2 separate regions of the Homo sapiens genome follow, and region 2 is linked to region 1. Evidence: read pairs that join two places in POLR2A ChIA-PET (ENCODE). Cell type or tissue: OCI-LY7. All regions are shown on one strand. Links, peaks and the distances in the headings refer to the core of each region. The heading gives the core; the rest is flanking DNA.

The links. ChIA-PET counts read pairs that join two places held together with the same protein. Peaks named below come from ENCODE experiments on the same cell type or tissue, not always from the same donor. Only the 100,000 strongest peaks of a DNase experiment are listed, where the experiment ranks them.
Region 2: POLR2A ChIA-PET joins it to region 1 with 18 read pairs; 2 of 35 experiments call an interaction of 5 or more read pairs at or near these places.

Annotation. Positions count from the first base shown.
Region 1 is chr5:138,220,451-138,224,841 of GRCh38, forward strand. No RefSeq gene overlaps it. Among named protein-coding and RNA genes, the nearest start is that of CDC23, 9.3 kb to the left of the region's middle. In OCI-LY7, for the core only: a CTCF peak has its summit at 2,493 (motif pointing right); no DNase peak of the experiment used is centred there.
Region 2 is chr5:138,079,372-138,083,762 of GRCh38, forward strand. It overlaps a transcript of WNT8A not described here. Among named protein-coding and RNA genes, the nearest start is that of WNT8A, 2.5 kb to the right of the region's middle. In OCI-LY7, for the core only: a CTCF peak has its summit at 2,843 (motif pointing right); DNase peaks (open chromatin) are centred at 2,040 and 2,850.

The DNA of each region.
Region 1 (4,391 bases), core at 118-4,117:
ATTTTCAAATGTTATATTGTTAAATCTTGTGAAGTAGGCATTATGCCCTTTTTCAGACAAGATTGGGCGCATTCAGGGTGGTATGGCCATAGACATTATGTTCTTTTTCAAAGAGCAATAATTCAGGCAGGTATGGTGTCTCACACCTGTAATCTCAGCACTTTGGGAAGCCAAGCCAGGAGGATCGCTTGAGTCCAGGAGTTTGAGACCAGCTTGGGCAACATGATAAAACCCTGTCTCTACAAAAAATTCAAAAGTTAGCTGGGCATGGTGGTGCACTCCTGTAGTCCCAGCTACTCAGGAGGCTGAGGTGGGAGGATTCCTTGAGCCTGGGAAGTCAAGAGGCTGCAGTGAGCCAAGATCACACCACTGCACTCCAGCCCGGGCGACAGAGTGAGACCTTGTCTCACAAAAAAAAAAAAAAAAAATTCAGTACCTATTTTATAGAGTTGCTATGACAATTGGAGATATGTACACTTAGTAGGTACTATTTCTTTTTTTTTTTTTTTTTTTTTGAGACGGACTCTCGCTGTCGCCCAGGCTGGAGTGCAGTGGCGCGATCTCGGCTCACTGCAGGCTCCGCCCCCCGGGGTTCACGCCATTCTCCTGCCTCAGCCTCCCAAGTAGCTGGGACTACAGGCGCCCGCCACCTCGCCCGGCTAATTTTTTGTATTTTTAGTAGAGACGGGGTTTCACCGTGCTAGCCAGGATGGTCTCGATCTCCTGACCTCGTGATCCACCCGCCTCGGCCTCCCAAAGTCCTGGGATTACAGGCGTGAGCCACCGCGCCAGGCCTAGTTAGGTACGATTTCTATAAGGAAACAGACATCATGGTTTATGGGTCACCCATCCATTTAGAGGTAAGTAAACCACCTAGAAGCAGCCCAGGATTGGAATCCACAAGAGCTGAAACCTGTCACGATCTAAATACACCTGCAAAAATCTCCCACTCCCTCTCCTCACTGGGCCTTACTTTTCTCCTTGTAAAATGGCAGAGCTAAGCAAGATGACTTCCAGGATTCCTTCTACCTCTGACAAGCTCCAAGTGAGGACTAGAGCTCAGACTGCCTCCATGAAAGTTAGAAGGGAGAGGGCTGGGCGTGGTGGCTCACACCTGTAATCCCAGCACTTTGGGAGGTGAGGCGGGCAGATCATGAGTTCAGGAGTTTGAGACCAGCCTGGCCAACATGGTGAAACTCTGTCTCTACTAAAGATACAAAAGATTAGCCAGGCATGGTGGCAGGTGCCTGTAATCCCAGCTACTCGGGAGGCCGAGGCAGAAGAATTGCTTGAACCCGGGAGGCAGAGGTTGCAGTGAGCTGAGATTGTGCCATTGCACTCCAGCCTGGGCGATACGGTGAGACTCTGCCTCAAAAAAAAAAAAAGTTAGAAGGGAGAGAGTGACTTCCTTGTTTTTGGTTTATTAATAATAAATACAGGCTGGGCACTACGGCTCATGCCTGTAATCCTAGCACTTTGGGATGTCTAGGCAAGTGGATCACTTGAGCCCAGGAGTTTGAGACCAGCCTGGGCAACATGGCGAAACCCTGTCTCTACCAAAAACACAAAGATTGGCCAGTCTCATAACCCAGTCCCTAAATAAATAGATTAAAATTTTTTTTAATTAAAAAAATTTAATAAAAAACAATAAATACATCAAAAGGCAGTGATGTAATGAAGAATTAAGAAGTCACTGTCGGCCAGGCACCATGACTCCTACCTTGGGAGGCCAAGGTGGGTGGACTGCTTGAACTCAAGAGTTCATGACCAGCCTGGACAACATGGCAAAACCCTATCTCTATAAAAAAATACAAAACTTAGCCAGGTGTGGTGGCATGCTCCTATAATCCTAGCTACTCAAAAGGCTGAGGCAGGAGAATCTCTTGAGCCCAAGAGGTCAAGGCTGCAGTGAGCTGAAATTGCACCACTGCACACCAGCCTGGCTGACTGATTGAGACTCTATCTCAAAATAATAAAGAATAAGAAGGGGCTGGGCGTGGTGGCTCATGCCTGTAATCCCAACACTTTGGGAGGCCGAGGCTGGTGGATCATGAGATCAGGAAACCGAGACCATCCTGGCCAACATGGTGAAACCCCATCTGCACTAAAAATACAAAAATTAGCTGGGCGTGGTGGCACATGCCTATAATCCCAGCTACTCTGGAGGCTGAGGCAGGAGAATCCCTTGAACCAGGGAGTTGGAGGTTGCAGTGAGCTGAGATCGCACCACAGCACTCTAGCCTGGTGACAGAGCGAGACTCCGTCTCAAAAAAAAAAAAAAAAAAAAAAAAAAGAATAAGAAAGAAAGCACTTCAAGCTTCTAAATACCACTCCCAAGTTTGTCACACATGACAACGTCGCGAACAACTTTATCCAGTCGCGTGCTGCCCCACTGAATGTTCTCCAGCGTTCCTTGGGGGCTGTAGTCTGGTCAAGGCTGATCCTCACCTAAAGTCCTTCCTGGAAAAAACTCAATTGCCTTTTTCTTCTGTGATCCCGGCTTTGTCCGACAGATGGAACCATTCCCTCCCTCCCCGCTCTTCAAAGGGCTTGACCGGAAAAGGTGTTTGCTCAAGAGCGATGTGGGACCAGACACCAGAGACCAAAGTAGAGAGAGGCTAAAGAACTTACTAAATCTAAGCCCGATGAGAACTGAAAGAACAGTCAGTTCCCAGCAAGGTTTCTTGACTTAGGCATTATTGATATTTTGAGCTGGTTAATTATTTGTTGGAGGTGGCAGTGGGTAGGAAGGAGGTGGGTGCTGTCCATGTATTCATTTAACTACAATTTATCTAGTTGTTACTATGTGCCAAGCTCTGGGAATAGACTGTTGAATGAAACAGTCAATTCCTGCACTCAGACATTTTTTTCTAGTGGGGGAGAAAGATGATAAACAATCATACAAAGAATTATGTAACAACAGTTACCATAAGTGCAGTGAAGGAAAAGCTTAAGAAGCTATGATAGGAGGCCTGTGCCAGGCTGTGGGCAAAGATGGCCATAAGTCCTCCATCCCTGGATATGTGCCCCTTTACAATATGACTTTGCATCAAGCGGTGAGTCTGTGTCCCTGCCTTTGAATCTGTGTTAGCCCTGTGACTTGCTTTAACCAATAGAAAGCAGTGAAAGGGATGTTATGTGACTTCTGAGCCTCAGTTTCAAGGGACCTTGCAACTTTAACTCTTGCCCTCTTGCTGCCCTGAAGGAACCAGGTTAGCCTCTTAGCTGTCCCAGATATTCCAGCTGTCCCAGTGGTTCCCACCATTCCGGCTGAGGCTTCAGATAGATGAGTGAGGCTATGCAGGAACAGCCAGCACCCAGTCAACCTGACAACTGACTGCAGCTGCAGAAGTGACCCCAGGCAAGACTGAACCCAGTCAGAATTGCAGAAAAATGAGCAAATACATGGTTGGGGGTTATTATGCAATGATAGACAACCAATACAAGGCCCTAACCTGGTCTAGGGCTAGAGGAGTGGATCAGAGGAGGCTTCCTTGAAGAAATTAGTCCAGCTAAGACCTGGAGATAGACCTAGAGTCAGCCCGGTAGAGCATAGGGGAAGAGCATTCAGGCAGCAGAGACAGCAGGTTAAGAACTATATGTATCTGAGGACCTAAGCAGGGAACTATATGTATCTGAGGACCTAATCAGGCAACACCAGATGGTCTGAAGAGAAGAGAGCCCAGCAGTATAGACAATGACCAATGAGCGGTGTGCTGTACTTAACCCATCACCCACCTCCATTCCCAAACTGACTTTTAGTTTTTGTTTTTTTATCACATTCTGGATACATCCATGGGCCGTGTCAAGCATGTAAATTTCATCTACTATGTATGTTGAAAAATTAAAGAGTTGAAAATACCTGTGGACATTAACCTGTCTCCTAGAAGCTAGGAAAAGGTTGAGTTACAGTCTTTTGGGGATGAACAATATGAAGATGACAAAGCAGGCTGAGCACGAGGAAAAAATGTATTTTTAATAGTTGTGATGACCATCAAAGCTATTATGACCCCATCTTCACTGATCTAAGCTCATACTTAAATGGAAATTTACTTGAAAAGCCCTTTCTTTGCATAATGGAAAGGCAGGCTTGTCCAATTCCATCTCCCCAAGGTAATGGCCCTAGGATGTAATGGGAGGCCTCACTGCCAGCTCTGCTCATCGGGGGCTCTCAGCCTTGTGTAGCCCAGCTTTGGTAACCCCCCTTCCCAGTGTCCTTTATCCCTATTACTCAGTAAAGTTCCCCTAAGGATGCCTCACCTCCAAGGTTACTGCTGAGAACCTTTAGAAAGAGGGAGAATTGATGGGGCTGACATCACTGTGTTGCTCGGCCTCTTCGTCTGTCTGGGGAAGATGATCCAGTGGGAGCTCCCCTGCAGGGCAATAGGCTG
Region 2 (4,391 bases), core at 104-4,103, 140 kb before region 1:
TTAAAAACAAAGGTAACAAATACTCAAAATTCATCACTTCCTAATTAGTTTGCTAAATTTCACTATCATTTATGCTGAAGGCTATTTATACCCATTATATCTATATGACAGAAATATTATATAATGATATACTACATCTCTTCCCAAGTCTACATTGGCAGTTTGCAATTCACTATGCTCTAGTATTTATACCATGAAAATTAGCAAATATTACCAATCAGGCTCCTGCCACACCCAAGCCAGTTGTTAATCATTTACCAGCACACCAGGGCTTTAGAGATACTACTATTCAATCTATCTTGTCACAGGCTCATCTGTCCCTACCATCATCTTCTGTTCTAGTCTTCAGCTCTAGATTTCCATTCCTGCAAGAGAGAAACCAAGAGTTGGATCATTACTTAAAAGCTAATGAGACAATAGAGCTGGGATTAAGGAAATTGATACACAGGTTGACTAGAAATGATTTGTAGACTTGATGTGGAATGCCTCTCACTATTCTCTCCAGGAAACCTCTGTCTGCAGTGAAAAATTTAGTCAGTCCAGCACAGGGGTCTTATGTAGATACACTCCAAAGGACTCTGAAGAAGGCATTGGTTATCCTCCAGGTATCCATCTTAAAGGCTCATCTAATCGTCAACTACAGGATTCAAAGATGTATAAGATAATTCTGGCCGGGCACAGTGGCTCACGTCTGTAATCCCAGCACTTTGGGAGGCCGAGGTGAGCAAATCCCTTGAAGCCAGGAGTTTGAGACCATCCTGTCCAACACGGTGAAACCCAGTCTCTTCTAAAAATGCAAAAATTAGCCAAGCGTGGAGGCGAGCACCTGTAATCCCAGCTACTTGGGTGGCTGAGGCATGAGAATGGCTTTGAACCCAGGAGGCAGAGGTTGTGGTGAGCTGAGATTGCACCACTGCACTCTAGCCTGGGTGACAGAGACTCCTTCTCAAAAAAAAAAAAAACAAAAAACCGCACACACAAACAAAAAAAGATAATTCCAACGCTCGCAACTGAAGAAGATAAGATTTCTGGCCTACAATCACCTCTGGGATTCATAAACTCTGTAAATCTTGTTTTTTTTTTTTTTTTTTTTTTTTGGCTAATTTTTATATTTTTAGTAGAGATGAGGTTTCTCCATGTTGGTCAGGCTGGTCTCAAACTCCTAAACTCAGGTGATTTGCCTGCCTTGGCCTCCCAAAGTGCTGGGATTACAGAATTACAGGAGTGAGCCCTGGACTTTTTTTTTAGAGACAGGGTCTCATTCTGCCATCTAGGCTAGAGTACAGTGGCGCAATCATGGCTCACTGTAGCCTCAAAGTCCTGAGCTCAGGCGATCCTCCCCACTCAGCCTCCCAAAGGGCTGGGATTATAGATGTGAGCTACCATGCCCAGCCCAGCTGGGAAAGTCTTTAGTGGTCATTCAACCTTCAACATTTTCCTCACTCCCTCATTTTGGAGATGAAGAATCTAAGTCCAGATGGTGGTAAATATCTTGCCCAAGGTCACACAACAAGCCCAGGGCTCCTGATACCTGGAGCAGAGGCCTCTCTATAAATTCTCACTTCCATTTAGAAAAACTATATGATCTTGCCGGGCGCAGTGGCTCACGCCTGTAATCCCAGCACTTTGGGAGGCCGAGACGGGTGGATCACGAGGTCAGGAGATCGAGACCATCCTGGCGAACACAGTGAAACCCTGTCTCTACTAAAAATTCAATACAGGCGGGCGCCTGTAGTCCCAGCTACTCGGGAGGCTGAGGCAGGAGAATGGCGTGAACAAGGGAGGCGGAGCTTGCAGTGAGCGGAGATCGCGCCACTGCACTGCAGCCTGGGCGACAGAGCGAGACTCTGTCTCAAAAAAAAAAAAAAAAAGAAAAACTATATGATCTTTATAGAATCTGAGCAGGAGCGAGCACAGTTTGCATACAAAAAACTATCTTCCCCTCTGCTTCCTAGAAAAAAAAGAGTATTTTTTTGTAGAGTACCAATTAAATGCCAGGTGCAGCGGAGAACACAGAAGCATAAGACCCAGTCACTCACACACAGGAAGTGAAAGCGGAGTCACTCCTAAAACTCTTTCGAGGTGGCAGGGGACTTCCTCGGAGCTATCACTAACCCAGTTCTGACCCCAGAGTGAATGCCATGGAAATCAACCCTGCTGTCTTAAGAAGTGAAAGTTAAATTAGATTCTTGATTGGGAAAAGTAGGAGACAGAGAAAAGGCCGCTGAGGCTAACTCAGTGGGCTTTTCTCGCTTAACTCAAGTCTGGGACACCTATTTTCCCCAAGCAGAGAGGCCCACAAGCAATCAAAGGAAGAGAGCTTGCGGGGGGCTGGGAGGCAGAGCTTTAGTCCATTAGGACTTTTTGTCCTCATCCTTCTGAAGAAATGAAACAAAAAACTACATACAAAATAAGAGCCCAAATTTCCTCCTAGGTTTAGCATATCTAAAATTGCTCCAAATTGCTATAAAAATTTCTAAACACTTCTATTTTTGTAATTATCTTATGTCAGAAGGACAACAGTCAGTTTGCAGACCGACGCCAAGCCTGGCCCATACTTGGAGTATGCCCTAAAGACACCTGGGGACTCTTTGGCCCCTGGAACTCCTTTGGTGGGGGGATCTCTGAGCTCCACTTCCCACCCAAACCAGGTCCAAAGTTCTGGGAAGTGATCTGGATGTTGTAATGGTCACAGGATGGAGTCAGAACTGTGACTTTCCATCTATGCTTTCCTCTGAACTTCTCTAGACTTCCTTCTCCAGCCTTAGGAAAGAGCTTCAGCAACCAAGAAGGACTTTCCCACCTTTTGTTCTAGTCCCCAAGCATACCTAATGGTGCCCACTAGGGGTCACAGGGTCTTTCGTTTGTTCATCCAGGTGCCTTCTTAAGCTCTAAGAACCGAAAGTGAACCTAAAAGACATTCCTGGCTGGGTGCGGTGGCTCATGCCTGTAATCCCAGCACTTCAGGAGGCCAAAGGCGTGTGGATCACCTGATGTCAGGAGTTTGAGACCAGCCTGGCCAACATAGGGAAACCCTGTCTCTACTAAAAGTACAAAATTAGCTGGACATGGTGGCACATGCCTGTAATCTCAGCTACTGGGGAGGCTGAGGCAGGAGAATCACTTGAACACAGAGGTGGAGGTTGCAGTAAGTTGAGATGGCACACTTGCACTCCAGCCCGGGTGACAAGAGTGAAACTCTGCCTCAAAAAATAAAATAAAATAAGGCTGGGTATGGTGGCTCACGCCTGTAATCCCAGCACTTTGGGAGGCCGAGGCAGGTGGATCACGAGATTAAGAGATCGAGACCATCCCGGCCAACATGGTGAAACCCGTCTCTACTAAAAATACAAAAATTAGCTGGGCATGGTGGCGCACACCTGTAATCCCAGCTACTCCGGAGGCTGAGGCAGGAGAATTGCTCGATCCCAGGAAGTGGAGGTTGCAGTGAGCCGAGATCATGCCACTGCACTCCAGCCTGGCGACAGAGTGAGACTCCATCTCAAAATAAATAAATAAATAAATAAATAAATAAATAAATAAATAAATAAAATAAAATAAAAGACAGATTCCCACCTAAGGAGCTGAAGTCCTAGTAACAAAGTAGTATCAGAAAGAAAGGCATCAGGGCCACGCCCAGTGGCTCATGCCTATAATCCCAGCATTTTGGGAGGCCAAGGTGGGCAGATCACTTGAGCCCAGGAGTTCAAGACCAGGCTGGCCAACTGGCGAAACCCCTTCTCTACTAAAAATACAAAATTTAGCTGGGTGTGGTGGCTGGCACCTGTAGTCTCAGATACTTGGGAGGCTGAGGTAGGAGAATCACTTGAACCCAGGAGGCAGAGGTTGTAGTGAGCTGAGATTGCACCACTGCACTCCAGCCTGGGCGACAGAGCGAGAGACTCTGTCTCAAAAAAAAAAAAAAAAGAGAAAGGCATCAGTCTTCCCAAATATAACCCTGGGTGGCCCTAAGGTTGGTTCTCAGATATATAAAAAATCAACTAACTGGAGTTGTAACCCTCAGATATAAAAGGATAGATTTGCTAGGAATTAAGGAAATTTCCCAGCAGTTGCTAGAATGTGGTGGAAGGGACTGTTGCAGAGATGGACTCTGAAGTGTTCCTGCTCCATAGTCCCACAGCTCCATCACCTCACAGCCTTGAAGGAAGTGGTAGGGATGGCGCACTCACTGGTTTAGGTAAATGAGTAGGAAGCAGCCCCAGATGGAGTTGCTTTATGATTATTAACACCTTGGGGAGGATGGCAGGACAGAGAGTGGGCTCTCACTGACAGATGAGGACACTGTAGCTCCAAGAATAGGTGACCTGCCTTCAGGGTTAAGGACCCAGCCTGCTCTGGCCTACATGATTCTGAGAAATGGGCCAAAGAAG